2 separate regions of the Homo sapiens genome follow, and region 2 is linked to region 1. Evidence: chromatin contacts called from ENCODE Hi-C data. All regions are on one chromosome and are shown on one strand. Each heading gives the region's core, a stretch centred on a gene start or an enhancer-like site at or near the end of the contact. The rest is flanking DNA. Distances are from core to core; before and after follow the strand shown.

Region 1 (7,635 bases), core at 601-3,100:
AGGAGAGGGAAAGTTAAAGTTGATCTTGGCATGATATGGACAGAAATCTTTTAACATTGACAGTCAAATTCTCAGCATCTTGGAGCATCATACCTTAATTGATCCAAAATAAGTGTATAAAAACCAGACACTTTGGGAAGATCATTTTCTCACAAAGAAGGCAAGAATCTTAATGCTAGTCTTTTTGGAGCTAAGTTTTGCTTTAGGTGTGAGATTAATCTTCAGTGCCCCATAGAGCTTTTCTAAGTCTTTTCTTCTTTTCAGTAACCTCTTTCTTTCTGCTCCCTCTCCTCTGCTTAGGGCACTCTCTCTGGGCAACTTCCTTAGGAGAAAAGCAAAAAGTAATAAATCCATGAGCTAGCATCTCATGCTGAATTAAACATGTAACACTGCTTTCATGATGCCGGTTAGTGCAAGTGAAAGCACCGAGCTGGGTTCGAATCCCTGCTCTGTCTCTATGGAATCTGTCATGTTACTTAACCCAGCTAAACCTCAGCTTCCCCATCTGTAAAGGCAGTGAAACAATAACCACTTCGAAGGGTTACAAGTAGTCAAGAGAAAATGGCAGCCTAATGCCCAACACCCTAGTAGATATTCTAAAAGCTTATGTCCCTTCTGATCACTCCATAGGCAAAGTTTTAAAAAGGACCATAAAAAGTTAAAAAACTAAAGACAGTGAAATAATAATGATCCTTAATGATAAAATTTTACTTCTCATCCCTCTGTCCCCAGCTCCTGGGTATAGGAGAAAATGGGAGGCAGGAAGACCTCCTCATGTATTGCCATGTCAACAAACACCAGTCCATACATAGTAGGTTTGTCGCAGACTTTCCATCCTGAGACGAGTTACCATAAAATGAGGTTGAACCATACCCTTATTGACTGTGTATTTGTGCCACCATATTTCCTACAAATAAATACTTGGATGTGACTCAAAGTGTGGTCCGTGCACTTGCATCATCCGGGCGATCATTAGACATGCAGACTCTCAGTTCCCACCCGAGACCTCGCGCAGCCAAATCTTCATTTTAGCAAGATCCCCAGGTGATCCACGTGCACAGGAAAGCTTGAGAAGCACTTACATGGACCACAAAGTTGCACTCCTTTTCAAATCCAATGAAATCATTGTGGCCCACAAAATCTTTCAAAATTATATGGATATGAGTACAACTGCATGGTTCACCTCCCTCCCACCTGTCTATCTCCATCTAAAATACACAAAGCACTTGATTTAGGGAGACCTCAGGAACCTAAGAGCAAATATTTGTAGCTAAAGTAACATCATAAAAACACAGTTAAAGAAGGTATAAGGAACATTTCTATGTCTCTTTGGAAGCAGTTATGAGGCCAATATGAAAGGCTATGGAAAGGCAATACCTAAAGAAGCGGATGGAGAAAATTAGCAGAGAATACACACAAAGCTAGGTAGAACTGGTGGTGATACATAAACAACCTGAGAGCTTCCCTAACTGAGATTTTGAGCAAGGAGTGAATTTACAGTGAAATTATAGCAGTTTCAGCCGTTGGCCTCCAAATTACCTGGTCCCATCTAAAGTCCCAGAGAAAGCCCTGGCAATTTCATATTAAAAATGTTGTACTATTTTTCTTAAAGTGAGCTTCCCAAAGTTTGTAACTTCAGGCCCCACAACACCGGGAACCAAACCTATTTTCCGCATAGTATGCGACACTGAGTAGCCACCTGCCGCTTAAACGCACCGTCTCAGCTTGTTCCGTGCTTGCCTGGGTCCGCCGCGGTGCTTGGTCTGCTGTTGCAGGAACACGGCCCCGGCTGTCCTGTTTCCAGAAGCAAATTGTTTCACATTTTCCTGGCTGCCGGGTCAGAAATGGCTACATTACTCAGTGCCCCCAACACGTTTATTGTCCTACAGAGCCTTACACAATCCCACAGGAAACCACGCTCAACACTTAGCCAACACTTGTTGATCTGATTGAACGCAACAAAAACGGAGACAAAAGCATACTTCATAAAGTTTCCAATTTTGATAACTATAGCTCCCACTTTTCCCAGGCAGCTCTCGGGTACATGTGATAACCCTGCCTTTGTTTGTAGAGCTCTATGCTGGAAAGGACAAGAAAATATCTCGGCAAAACCCGACTGCTGACGCTGACTTCTCTCACATGAGCCAGGAAACCATTAGGTAATGCAAAGTGCACAGAGAATATGCAATGAAAACTTCAACTCAACATTTGGACAAAGGAAGGCCAGAGAATATGTAAGAACAGTTCATATGATGGAAAAGGAGCTTATTTATATAGTTTAAGTTATTAAGAAATCCAGAAATGGAAAATAGATTGTTTTTGCTAAGGTATGGTACACCTAGATCGCAATGAAAAAGTGTGTCACTTGACATCATTATGACAGACTCACAACTTTTGGCTTCCCCCATTCCACTATTTTCTCTGGTGCATACCGGCTGGCCATCTGTAATAAATCTAAGGACATATTTTATGTCCTGCTATGGATAGCCAAGAAAAGTAATCATCCTTTTGGCATGCATTGACACACTGTGTTTACTTATAAATTGTTGCTTACTGTAACTTATTTGTAAGTATCTATGATGTGAAGAAGTCTTGGGTTGGCAGAAGAGAGTGAAGCTACTGGCTTTCAAAGAGGTATTCTTTTGAGTGTACATGGAATTAGCATCATTTCTATTAATTCGTTCAGTCAAGTCTTATTTGAGAACCTGCCATGTGCTGAGCATTCCGTTAGGGGTTGGAGACACAAGAGCAAACAGAAGAGAGGCAGCCCACATCTTCAAGGGGCTTATGTGTCTGTGTGGGGGGGGGGGGAACCACAAATAGTGGTTTAATTACAGTAGAGTATGGGAAAAATAACTTGCAGAAATATTTTTTAATATTTCAGTTTGGAAACTAGAATTTTGGGAAGGGAAAGGAGTCCTTCAGAAGAATTCAAAAGAGTGTAACTTACATTCTAATAGCAAATTAAAGTCACTGATGGATTCCAAATAGCTCTCCATTCTTTAGGAATATAGTAGGTAGTCATTCAAAAAATTAAGGGTGAAGCAGGGCAAGAGTGGCACAACAACCTGGCTAAATAAATTAATTCTACACTCTGCTAGTTAATTTCCTTTTCCACATGGCGATTTGTATTTACTTCACAACTTATATATGGTAATATGGCAAAAGTTCGATTCTAGAATAAAAAGTAAACTTAGGGTAGGGGAAGGAGGAGTTGGTGATATGGTTTGGCTGTGTCCTCACCCAAATCTCATCTTGAATTGTAGTTCCCATAATCCCCACATGTTGTGGGAGGGACCTAGTGGGAGGTAATTGAATCACGGGAGTGGATGTTTTTACCGTGCTGTCCTCATGACAGTGAATAAGTCTCACCAGATCTGATGGTTTTATAAAGGGCAGTTCCCCTGCACACGCACTCTTGCTTGCCACCAGGTAAGACATGCCTTTGTTCCTCTTTCACCTTCCACCATGATTGTGAGGCCTCCCCAGTCATATGGAACTGTGAGTCCATTAAACCTCTTTTCCTTTATAAATTACCCAGTCTTGAGTATTTCTTCATAGCAGTATGAAAATGGACTAATACAGTCGGTATAACTGTGGAAACACCTGGGCACAATCTCTTGGGATTTCCATCCCTTCTTGGGGGCATAAAACACCCAAGGACAGCTGGGAGGAGTGGTTTCCTCTAAGGCAAAATGTCACAGATTTATTTACTTTATTCTATTCATTCACTTCCTCTGCTACTTCTCCTGTTTCTTTGGCTCTGTATTTTCCATGAGTTTAGTTACATCCTAACTTTTGGCAATCTGCTATTACGATAATATGACTTCATTTACTCAAATTATACTCTGCATTGTCATCTTTACTCAGTTAGAATTTTAGGAATTTTCTCCTAAGCTTGTTCATGCAAGCCTTTAGCAGGCCACAGCTAAAGGGACATGGCATGGGATAATTTGACTTCATGATGTGAACAAGCCTGTTTACTTGTGCTTACATTTTTAAAATAAAAAAGAACCTGGTAGAATCCATTGTCAGAGAGAGAGAGAGAGAAAGGGGGAAGGAGAGAGAGAGAGAGAGAGGGAGAGAGAGAGAGAGAGAGAGAGAGAGAGAGAGAGAGAGAGGAAGAAAGAAAATGAGATAATCAGAGTCCTTCTGGCTTGTGGCTGACCTGTATTTTTCTCTCACTTTAGAAAATTCACTTGACTCATGGCTTTAAACACCATCTATATGCTTATGACAGCCAGGACCTCTTCCCTGAATTCCAAACTTATGTTTGACTGTCAACTTGTCCATCTGTACTTGGGATATCTGATATATATGTCAAAACTTGTCCAAAGCTGACCTCCTGATTCACACCCACCCCCCCACCCCCAAAACTAGTTTTTCCTACAGTCTTCCTCTTCTCAGCTAATAGGAACTCTCCCCCTCCAGTTGCTCTGGCTAAAGAATATGGAGTCATCCTTAATTTTTACCCTTCTCTTGCACCAAACGTTCAATCCTTCATGAAATAAGGTTAGCACTAGCCGCAAATGTACCCCCGTTTGGCCACTTTTCAATACCTCTACTGCCACCTACTGGTCTGAGTTGCCACCACCCCCAGGGGGAATATTGTACTAGTCTCCTGACTGTTCTCCTTCTTCCACTCTTGCCCCTGCAGTCTATTCTCCACTGAGTGGCCAGAGTGATTCTTTAAATGTAAGTCACATCTTAGCACTTCTCCAGTCTGAACTCTTCGCTTGTCCCCCCTGTTCTGGTCCCCTAGGACTGTCTCTAACATCATCACATGATTATTCTACTTCATCTTACCACTCCTGAAACTGGCATCTTTTCTACTCCTCCAATATTCTGAGCAACATCTGCTCCAGGGCCATTGCATTGGCAGTATCCTCTGCTTGGCAAACTGTCCCAGATATCTGACTGGCTCGTGTCCTCATTTCCAGGTTCTGCTTCTAATGGCATCTTCCTAATAGCCCTACGCAGACCACCCTGTTTAATATCACAGCCTCACCCTCCACCCAGCACTCCAATCTCCCTTACTCTGCTCTGTGTTTTCTTTCTTCTACAGGACTCATCACCTTATAGCATAATACATAATTTAATTATTTATTACCTTTATTATTTGTCTCTCCTCACTAAAGAGTAAGACCACAAGGGCTCCAACAGCTTATCTCTGCAGTTTGAACTTTGTTCATGGGTATCTCTTCTTTGGGGACGTCACTCCATTACCTCCTGCATGTATTCCTTCTGGTGCTAAAATAATCTGCTTGTAAGTTGGGATCAGATGTGAATTATTCACACTTACTAGAATTGAAGATTAACATGTCACCTCTCCTAAGGGTGCTTGCATATCAAACCTCAGGTTCAGTGCCGGAACAAACTGCCCTGTTTTTAATGAAAGGAAATGGGTGAGTAGGAGGTGGAGGTAGACACAAAAATGTTTGTTGTTTCCTTTTGTTATCAGCCATGTCCTGTCCTGTCACCCATGAAACCTTTACATAGACTGTTGGCATTTTGTCAATCTTACTCCTGTTTTTCTAGTCGGAGGTAAGTATTTGTGGTCTACATGGAGTTGGCGAACTATGAGCCCCATGAGTTTTTGTGAATAAAATTTATTGGAACACAGCCACTATTCCTGCCCCACGGCCTTTGCATTGATGGTATCCTCTACTTGGCAAACTGTCAAGTGTTGTCTATGTCTGCTTTCAGTCTACAACGGCAGAGTTGAATAGTTGAGACAGAGACTGTATGCTCACAAAGTCTCAAATACTTACTATCTGGCCTTCACAGAAATAAATCACCAACTCATACTCTGGAAGCATCCTGCCAGCTTTGGAAGTGATCTTGCAGCTTGGAATTTAGTTTAACAGCTCCATTCAACAGAGAGTCACTTCATTTACTGTGTACAAGGTGCTAGAGTTGGAAGCAAAGAAAGTAGACAAAGGGGTATAACATTTTGGAATCCTTCTAGTTCTGATTCCCACTGTGACTCAAATTATTTTTTTCCTAAGATTGTATCATGAAACATTTCAAAATATAGAAAAGTTAAAAAAAGTTAAAGCACCAATACACCACCATCTGGATTCTACAATTGACATTTTGCTGTATTTGCTTTGTCATATATCAATCCGTTTATCCATCTCTCTATTCATCCATTAATTCACTTTGTTGTCATTCCTATTATTATTGCTGCTATTGTTATTTTTTGGTGCATTCAAAGTAAGTTGCGGACATCAGTACACTTAATCCATAAACACTAGTTAATGTACATAACATTAACTAGAGGTTGTTAGTTATTCAAATTATTTTTTAATTTTTACTCCAATACTGTGATCTAGAAAGCGGCCTCCATTCAGCCAGAAGACAAAACTTTACAAAAGCTGAAAACTGAGAAAGGTTATCAGGGTAATTGAGGTAAGTATCAGGGGAATCATTCATCTAAATTTCTCCAGTTTCCTGGTTCAGAGATGAATTGGCCTTTCAGGCCTGAGAGTATTTTGCTTGTGATGGATTCTAGAAAGTTCTGTGGCTCAAAGGAAAGGGTCATAAGCTATTTTTTTTTCGGAGAACTGCCAAAAACCCAAGGGAAAGATAGAGAAAAACACAATTATGAGTTTCATGCAACAGCTGATCACATGTAGCTTCTTGGTCAGAGCACTGGTCGATGGAACAGACCGTGTCTGTGCAGAATGCTCTCATGAGGGTGGATATGGGAGTCACATGTGCTCATCTTTTCTGGATATCTTTGGATGTCTTTAACCACCCAGTGTATTTATGGCCTTCGTAAACTAGCATTTATAAAATAATCAGTCCTTGACTTGGAGCCAATTGATTTCCTGGGTTCAGTGAGTCTGAGTCTTTATAATATGGAATATTTCAGAGACATTTGTCATCTAATGAATAGCAGCTACACTGCCCTGAAGGGCAAATTAACAAAATCTACAAGAAAGAATTTTTGAGTTGATGGCTTGAAGAAGAAAGAAACAAAAATAAGGAAGTGTTTCAGATGTCCATGTACTTTTTTTTTTTTTTTTTTAATTTTTGAGACTGAGTTTCACTCTTGTTGCCCAGGCTGGAGTGCAATGGCACGACCTCGGCTCACGGCAACCTCCGTCTCCTGGGTTCAAGCAATTCTCCTGCCTCAGTCTCCCGAGTAGCTGGGATTAGAGGCATGCGCCCCCACGCCTGGCTAATTTTGTACTTTTAGTAGAGACAGGGTTTCTCCATTTTGGTCAGGCTGGTCTCGAACTCCCGACCTCAGGTGATCTGCCTGCCTCGGCCTCCCAAAGTGCTGGGATTACAGGCGTGAGCCACCGCGCCTGGCCCCATGTACTTCTATAATATGTATCTTTGAAAAGAAATTCAATAAGTTTTACAGAGGAGGAAAATGGAATTCGTGAATAAAAAAGAAAAGAGTCAAGGTACCTAAATAATGTGGTTGTCTTTAAAGATTATAATGGTGTTATTTGGAATCATTTAGGGAAGGCTTTGTTCATTGTCATATCAGCATGAGTTTTCTTTATGCTTCCCAAGATTCCAAAGGTGATCAACAGTCCATCTACACACTCATATATTTAGCCACCTACTCCACATCTTGATCTGGATGTCAATGACAGTGTGAAAAGTGCTCAAAGCTTA
Region 2 (6,670 bases), core at 2,815-5,314, 260 kb before region 1:
CACGTATGGCAGCATCATCTCCTATTTCCATGAAAAGCAGAAACCTGCCTCTGGTTTACTCTGACAGAGCAGATAATCCTCTTCCTTCGGTAATTGCTGAAAGCCGGAAGTCAATACCTTTTTTTTTTTTTAGATGGAGTCTTGCTCTGTCTCCCAGGCTGGAGTGCAGTGGCATGATCTTGGCTCACTGCAACCTCCGCCTCCTGGGTTCAAGCAATTCTCCTGCCTCAGCCTCCTGAGTAACTGGGATTACAGGCGCATGCCACCACACCCGGCTAACTTTTGTGTATTTTTAGTAGAGATGGGGTTTCGCTGTGTTGGCCCGGATGGGCTTGAACTCCTGGCCTCAAGTTATCCACCCACCTCAGCCTCCCAAAGTGCTGGGATTACAGGCGCAAACCACTGCGCCTGACCGTAAGTCAGTATCTTAACCTCAGTGTTTTGTTTTGTTTTGTTTTATTTATAAAAATGCTCCAGCAATACAGACAAAGAGCTCTCCTGAGAGTGCCTAAATCAGTGGTTTTCAACAGAGAAAGCAATTCAGTCCCCCAAAAACATTTGGCAATGTCTGGAGACATTTTCAGATGGCAAAACTGGGAGAGGGTGCTAGTGACATCTAGTGGTTAGAGGCCAGGGATGCTGCTAAAGATCCTATAATGCCCTGGATGGGCTCCCCCCGACAAGACAAAGAAGCATCCTGACCCAAAAGCCAATAGTGCCAAAGTTGATAAACCCTGGTCTAAAGATAAAAGGTGCATGCAAACTCATAATACTCTTTTCTTTCTATTTCTTCATATAATGCAGTACTGTCATCTCTGGAGAGGTCTGAACCCAATGTTCTGGGTTTTTTTCTTTCCTCAGTATAAAACAACTTGTGAAGAACAAGAACTTTAAAGAACAAGAAGTTTCTGTTTCAGAAAACTAAAATGGAAAATGCACATGAACTGGCACATCTGAAATGGAATCTGGGCCATACTGTCATAATCTAATTAGAATGCAAATTCCTTGTGGGCAGGAGCCACATCTTCCTCCTTTTTTGTTGCCCTGTGGTATCTTATTAAACATATGCCCTTCTGGAAAACATCCTATTAGGTACTATGTTCACTATCTGGATGACAGGATCAATAGAAGCCCAAACCTCATCACCATGCAATATACCCATGTAACAAATCTGCATATGTAAACCCTGAATGTAAAATAAAAATAGAAATTTTAAAAAAGAAAGAAATTAACAATTTGAAAAAGCAATCATGGCAACTACGCAGCAGCCAACATCATAAAATATACAACCTCAGGGTCTAAAAATGTTTAGTAATTTTATCCAATAACATATAATATACCGTATTTTTCATCTTAGAGGGAAAGATGATCTTAAATTTCTGTTACATTTGGTTCTGTTATATCCACCCAAACACTTGGATTCATATTCATCATGAATAAACATCTCTTTTAAAGGCAAAAATAAAAAATAAAATAAACATATGCCCTGTAACATATCCAACTGCCATTGTTGGGGGGGAAAAGCTCAAATTCAAATGACTTGAAAGGATTCAAATGATCTGAAAAATGATTCAAATTGTGTTAATTTTTTAACTTCTAGAAAGCCCTTGAAAGGCCCTGATTCTGTTTGTAAAGATTCCTGACACAAAGAGACTATGCACCTTCCCCTCTGAGACACTCAGACTGTGGCTGATAATTTGAGAGTACACACTCTTCAAAGCCATTCAATGAGGGTCTCCTGTGACAACTAGGGAAGAACTGGAGTGATTAGGTCCCTAAGACGACGCCTTGGTCATCCTTAATTTTTCCCCATCTCATGCATGAAATGGGAAGTATCAACACTCACACTCATGCAAATACCAGCCCAAGAAAACTGAGCCTGTTCCTTCAATTGCTCTTTAATGACCATAATGACAAGATCAGTTTATGCCCTTGAGTTTACAAGTTCAGCTTCCAGAAGGTTTCTTTCCTCCTACCCACCTCCCTCCTCCTTTACTAAACTAGACCATCTAGGTTAGACCATCCAACTCACTGTGTGGGGAGGGGGTCCTTGGTCACTGCCCCCTTACTGAAGCCAATTTTTTGCCAAGGGTTTGTTTTGCTAAAGATAAACTGACACTTTTGTTCTCTCCTACTCCCTTCCTTTTCCTCTATTTAAGCAAAAATCAGATCGAAACAATTTCCTGGTTGTTGCTCATATTTTACCTCAAAAATAAGATGATTAAGTGGTCTAACAGAAGCTTCATTTTCAGGTTCTTCTTGTATAGGGAAAATGAAATAAACAGATAATGATTTTATCAACTGTGGTTTATGCTAACAAAGGCATACTGTCATTAAGAAAGTGTTGGCCGGGTGCGGTGGCTCATGCCTGTAATCTCAGCACTTTGGGAGGCCGAGGCAGGCAGATCACCTGAGGTCAGGAGTTCAAGACCAGCCTGGCCAACATGGTGAAACCCCATCTCTACTAAAGATACAAAAAATTAGCTGGGCGTGGTGGTGCGCACCTATAATCCCAGCTACTCGGGAGGCTGAGGCAGGAGAATTGCTTGAAACCAGGAGGTGGAGGCTGCAGTGAGCTGAGATAGATTGTGTCATTGCACTCCAGCCAGGGCGACAGGTCAAGACTCCGACTCAAAAAAAAAAAAAAAAAAAAAAAAAAAAAAAAGGTGTCAGTAATTTCTAGCTGATGGGCAACAAAAGCCCTGCAAAGGATTCCATGTTGAGGAAGTGCTTGATTTTAGTTGTTTATATGAGTAGTCCTAGGTTTGGTTTATTTTGTGCTTTAGCACTGTCTTAGTCCATTCAGCCTGCTATGACAGAATGTCATAGACTAGGTGGCTTATAAATAAGAGAAATTTATTTCTCACAGTTCTGGAGTCTGGGAAGTCCAAGATCGAGGCACCAGCAGACTGGGTGTCCGGCAAGGTCCTGTCTTCTGGTTCATAGACAGCCTCCTTGCTGTCTTCACATGGTACAAGGTACGAGGGAGCTCTCTGGGGTCTCTTTTATATTGGGAACTAATCCTATTCATGAGAACTCTGCCCTCACGATCTAATCACCTCCCCAAAGCCCCACCTCTTAATACCATCACCTTGGTGGTTAGGATTTCAACACACAAATGTTAGGGGGTCATGAACATTCAGTTTGCTGCAACCACCTATTTCCCCAGCTTTGGCACTGTCCTTCTTTCAGCCCTTGAAACACGGAAAGCTCATTCCTGCCTTAGTCCCTTTCTTCGTGCTCCTCCTCCACAGAAATCAACTACCCCTCATTTGGCTCAGGGCTGGCTCCCATTATCTTTAGGTCTTGGGCTTAATTGTTACCTCCTTGACAAAGTGACCTCTGGCTACTCTCTTATAATATGATCACTTCATATTATAATTTTTAAATCATAGCACTCCGATTTTTCTTTCATGACATTTATTACATAGGTGCAGTTATAATTATATGCGTATGTGTCTAATTATCTGCCTTCCTCACTGCTCTGTAAGCCAGCTGGCTTTCGGTTAATACTTGTGGATGGAATAAGATGAGGAGCATCACTGGGAAGATTTGTGCTATGGTGTGAATGTATACGTCTCCTCAAAATTTAGCCAGGCAGCAGTGGCTTGCACCTGTAATCCCAACACTTTGGCAGGCCAAGGTGGGCAGATCAATTGAGGTCAGTAGTTTGAGACCAGCCTGGCCAACATGGGGAGACACCATTTCTTGTAAAAATACAAAACATTAGCTGGGTGTGGTGGCTCATACCTGTAGTCCCAGCTACTTGAGAGGCTGAGGCAGGAGAATCTCTTGAACCCGGGAGGCGGAGGTTGCAGTGAGCTGAAATTGTGCCACTGCACTCCAGTCTGGGCAAGAGAGCAAGACCCTGTCTCAAAAAATAAAAAAATAAAAATAAAAAAATAAAACCCAAAAATGTACACGCTGAAATCCTTTTCCCCAAGGTGATGGTATTAAGAGCTGAGGCCACTGGGAGGTGACATAGTCACGAAGGCAGAGCTCTCATGAACGGGATTAATACCCTTATAAAAGAGGCTTGAGAAAGCTTCTGAGCTCCTTCCACCACGTGAGGATGCAGCAAGAAGGCAAATTCTTTGAAGCAAAGAGAACCCTCATCAGACACTGAATCTACTGGCACCTTGGTTTTTTGGACTTCCTGGCCTCCAGAACTGTGAGCAACAAATTTCTGTTGTGTATAAATTATCTAGTCTGAGGTACTTTGTTATAGCAGCCCAAACAGAATAAGACAGTTTGCTTCTCCTTTTTGCTTTATTTCATTATTTTTCTTTAAGAATCATTCAGGTTTATCTCTTCTTCACCTTTCCCAGAACAGCGGCCTAGTTCAGAACCCTAACCCCCAGACTTCATACAAAGCCTCTTGGTTGCTTTTCCTCTTTTCTAACTCTCCTCTACTCCTGAGTTCTGCCACTCAGCAATTTTCCTAAATAACCACCTTTGTCACATTGCTCCTACGCTAAAAACAGTATATCAAGTTGTAACTTCTATGTTCAATGCCCAGGTTTTCCTATTAGAACCCATCTCACTTATCTAATCTCATTTTCCTCATTCTTCCCAAACTCTGGTGTTCCTATGTACTTTTCTTGTCATGCTGTTCCCCTTAGCATGCTACTCTTCTTACAACTGCCTGCCTACACAAGTTTATGTCTACTTTGGGGTTTTTTTTTTTTTTTTGAGATGGAGTCTCGCTCTGTCACCCAGGCTAGAGTGCAGTGGCACGATCTTGGCTCACTGCAACCTCCACCTCCTGCGTTCAAGCAATTTTCCTGCGTCAGCCTCCCGAGTAGCTGGGATTATAGGTGCCTGTCACCATGCCCGGCTAATTTTTGTGGGTTTTTGTTGTTGTTGTTGTTGCTTGTTTGTTTTTGAGACAGAGTCTCGCTCTGTCGCTAGGCTGGAGTGCAGTGGCGTGATCTCAGCTCACTGCAACCTCTGACTCCCAGGTTCAAGCGATTCTCCTGCCTCAGCCTCCCACGTAGCTGGGACTACAGGCACCCACCATAATGCCCAGCTAATTTTTCTATTTTTTAGTAGAGACGGGATTTCACCATGTCTTCAGTAGCCAGGATGGTCTCGATCTCTTGACCTTGTGATCTGCCCGCCTTGGCCTCCCAAAGTGCTGGGATTACAGGCGTGAGCCACCGCACCTGGCCTAATTTTTGGTATTTTTAGTAGAGATGGGGTTTCACCATCTTGGCCAGGCTGGTCTTGAACTCCTGACCTCGTGATCCACCCGCCTTGGCCTCCCAAAGTGCTGGGATTACAGGTGTGAGCCACTGCACCCGGCCATCTACTTTGGTTTTTAAAAACTTTTTTTTTTTTTTTTTGAGACGGAGTCTCACTCTGTTGCCCAGGCTGGAGAGCAGTGGCGCGATCTCGGCTCACTGCAAGCTCTGCCTCCCCGGTTCCTGCCATTCAACTGCCTCAGCCTCCCGAGTAGCTGGGACTTACAGGTGCCCGCCACCACACCCGGCTAAATTTTTGTATTTTTAGTAGAGACGGGGTTTCACGGTGTTAGCCAGGATGGTCTCGATCTCCTGACCTTGTGATCCACCCGCCTTGGCCTCCCAAAGTGCTGGGATTACAGGCATGAGCCACTGCGCCTGGCTAAAAACTTTTTAAATAAAATTTTTTGTAGAGATAGGGTCTCACTATGTTGCCCAGGCTGGTCTTGAACTCCTGGGCTCAAGCTATCTTCCTGTCTTGGCCTTCCAAAGTGCTAGGATTACAGGCATGAGCCCCCACACCTGGCCTTTAGCCCCACTTTGGCTTGTGCTTAGAAGCCCTTCCTTTTCCTTAACACTTATAGAAATCTTTTCCAGTTCAAGTCTTATCTCCCTGATGACATATTCTCCAACCATCCTGAGCTTTGCTTTTTCTGAACACACACTGAATTTGCTTTCATACCATTTAGCATCCAACCATTCCTCAGGTAATCTGTGTTTGCTTTATCTGCCCAAAGGGCCTGTGTCAACTCCAAGCCCATGAGGTCTGTGTCCTCCACTTTTTCTATAGTCTCCAGGGCTTTACTTGGTACAAGGCACAGAAGAGGTACTAAATGCTTATTTTACTGATACAGAAAACCAAACAAATTGATACCAAGGCTCTCTACCCATTACCTCACAGCCACCATCTCTCTACCAGGCAAGCTGGTTTACCCTGAACACTTCTTAGGTTCACCTAATCGTATCTATCTGTTATTCGTTTGTTCCTTAAAATTCTACTAGGCTTTCAAGGTCAGTTCAAGCCCCTTCTCTGACACTCCCACCTTAAATAAAGCATCTTTCAACTGTTCTTACTCCTCAACACCTATTCTCTCTGTTCCTGAGCTCCCCAATATGGTAGCACTGTCCCTGTGTGCTAGTCTAAATTGAGATGTACTATATAAATGTACAATACCAGGAACTTCAAAGGCTCAGTACAAAATAAATAATATTAAAATTTCATTTATAATTCTTATATTCATTTCATGTTAAAGTGATAATATTTTAGATATATTTGGTTAAATAAAGTATATTAGTCAAACTACTTTGACCTGTTTAACTTGCACTTTTTAAGATGCGGTTATTACAAAATATAGAATTACTCATATTTTTATTTTATTTTATTGTAGAGATGGGGTGTTGCTATGCTGCCCAGGCAGGTCTCAAAC

What was found. A loop is a pair of places that touch in the nucleus more often than their neighbours do. Pooled maps may share reads with other maps.
Region 2: a loop to region 1 is called in a map of naive thymus-derived CD4-positive, alpha-beta T cell, with 4 times the contacts of the local background. The contact joins the enhancer-like site here to the promoter of BMX in region 1. A Hi-C loop is called at or near these places in 2 of 168 maps with a recorded cell type or tissue (lower leg skin and naive thymus-derived CD4-positive, alpha-beta T cell) and 7 of 50 pooled maps.

What each region holds. Positions count from the first base shown.
Region 1 is chrX:15,495,022-15,502,656 of GRCh38, reverse strand. BMX (BMX non-receptor tyrosine kinase) reads right to left here and starts at 1,850. Exons shown (of 19, transcript NM_203281.3): 1 at 1,717-1,850.
Region 2 is chrX:15,755,730-15,762,399 of GRCh38, reverse strand. The region is part of intron 2 of CA5B (carbonic anhydrase 5B); the gene reads right to left. The region is part of intron 5 of CA5BP1-CA5B (CA5BP1-CA5B readthrough); the gene reads right to left. Among named protein-coding and RNA genes, the nearest start is that of CA5B, 21 kb to the right of the region's middle. Within about 2 kb of position 4,064, at least 3 of the 41 ENCODE cell types and tissues checked have a DNase peak (open chromatin) inside an H3K27ac peak, as active enhancers do.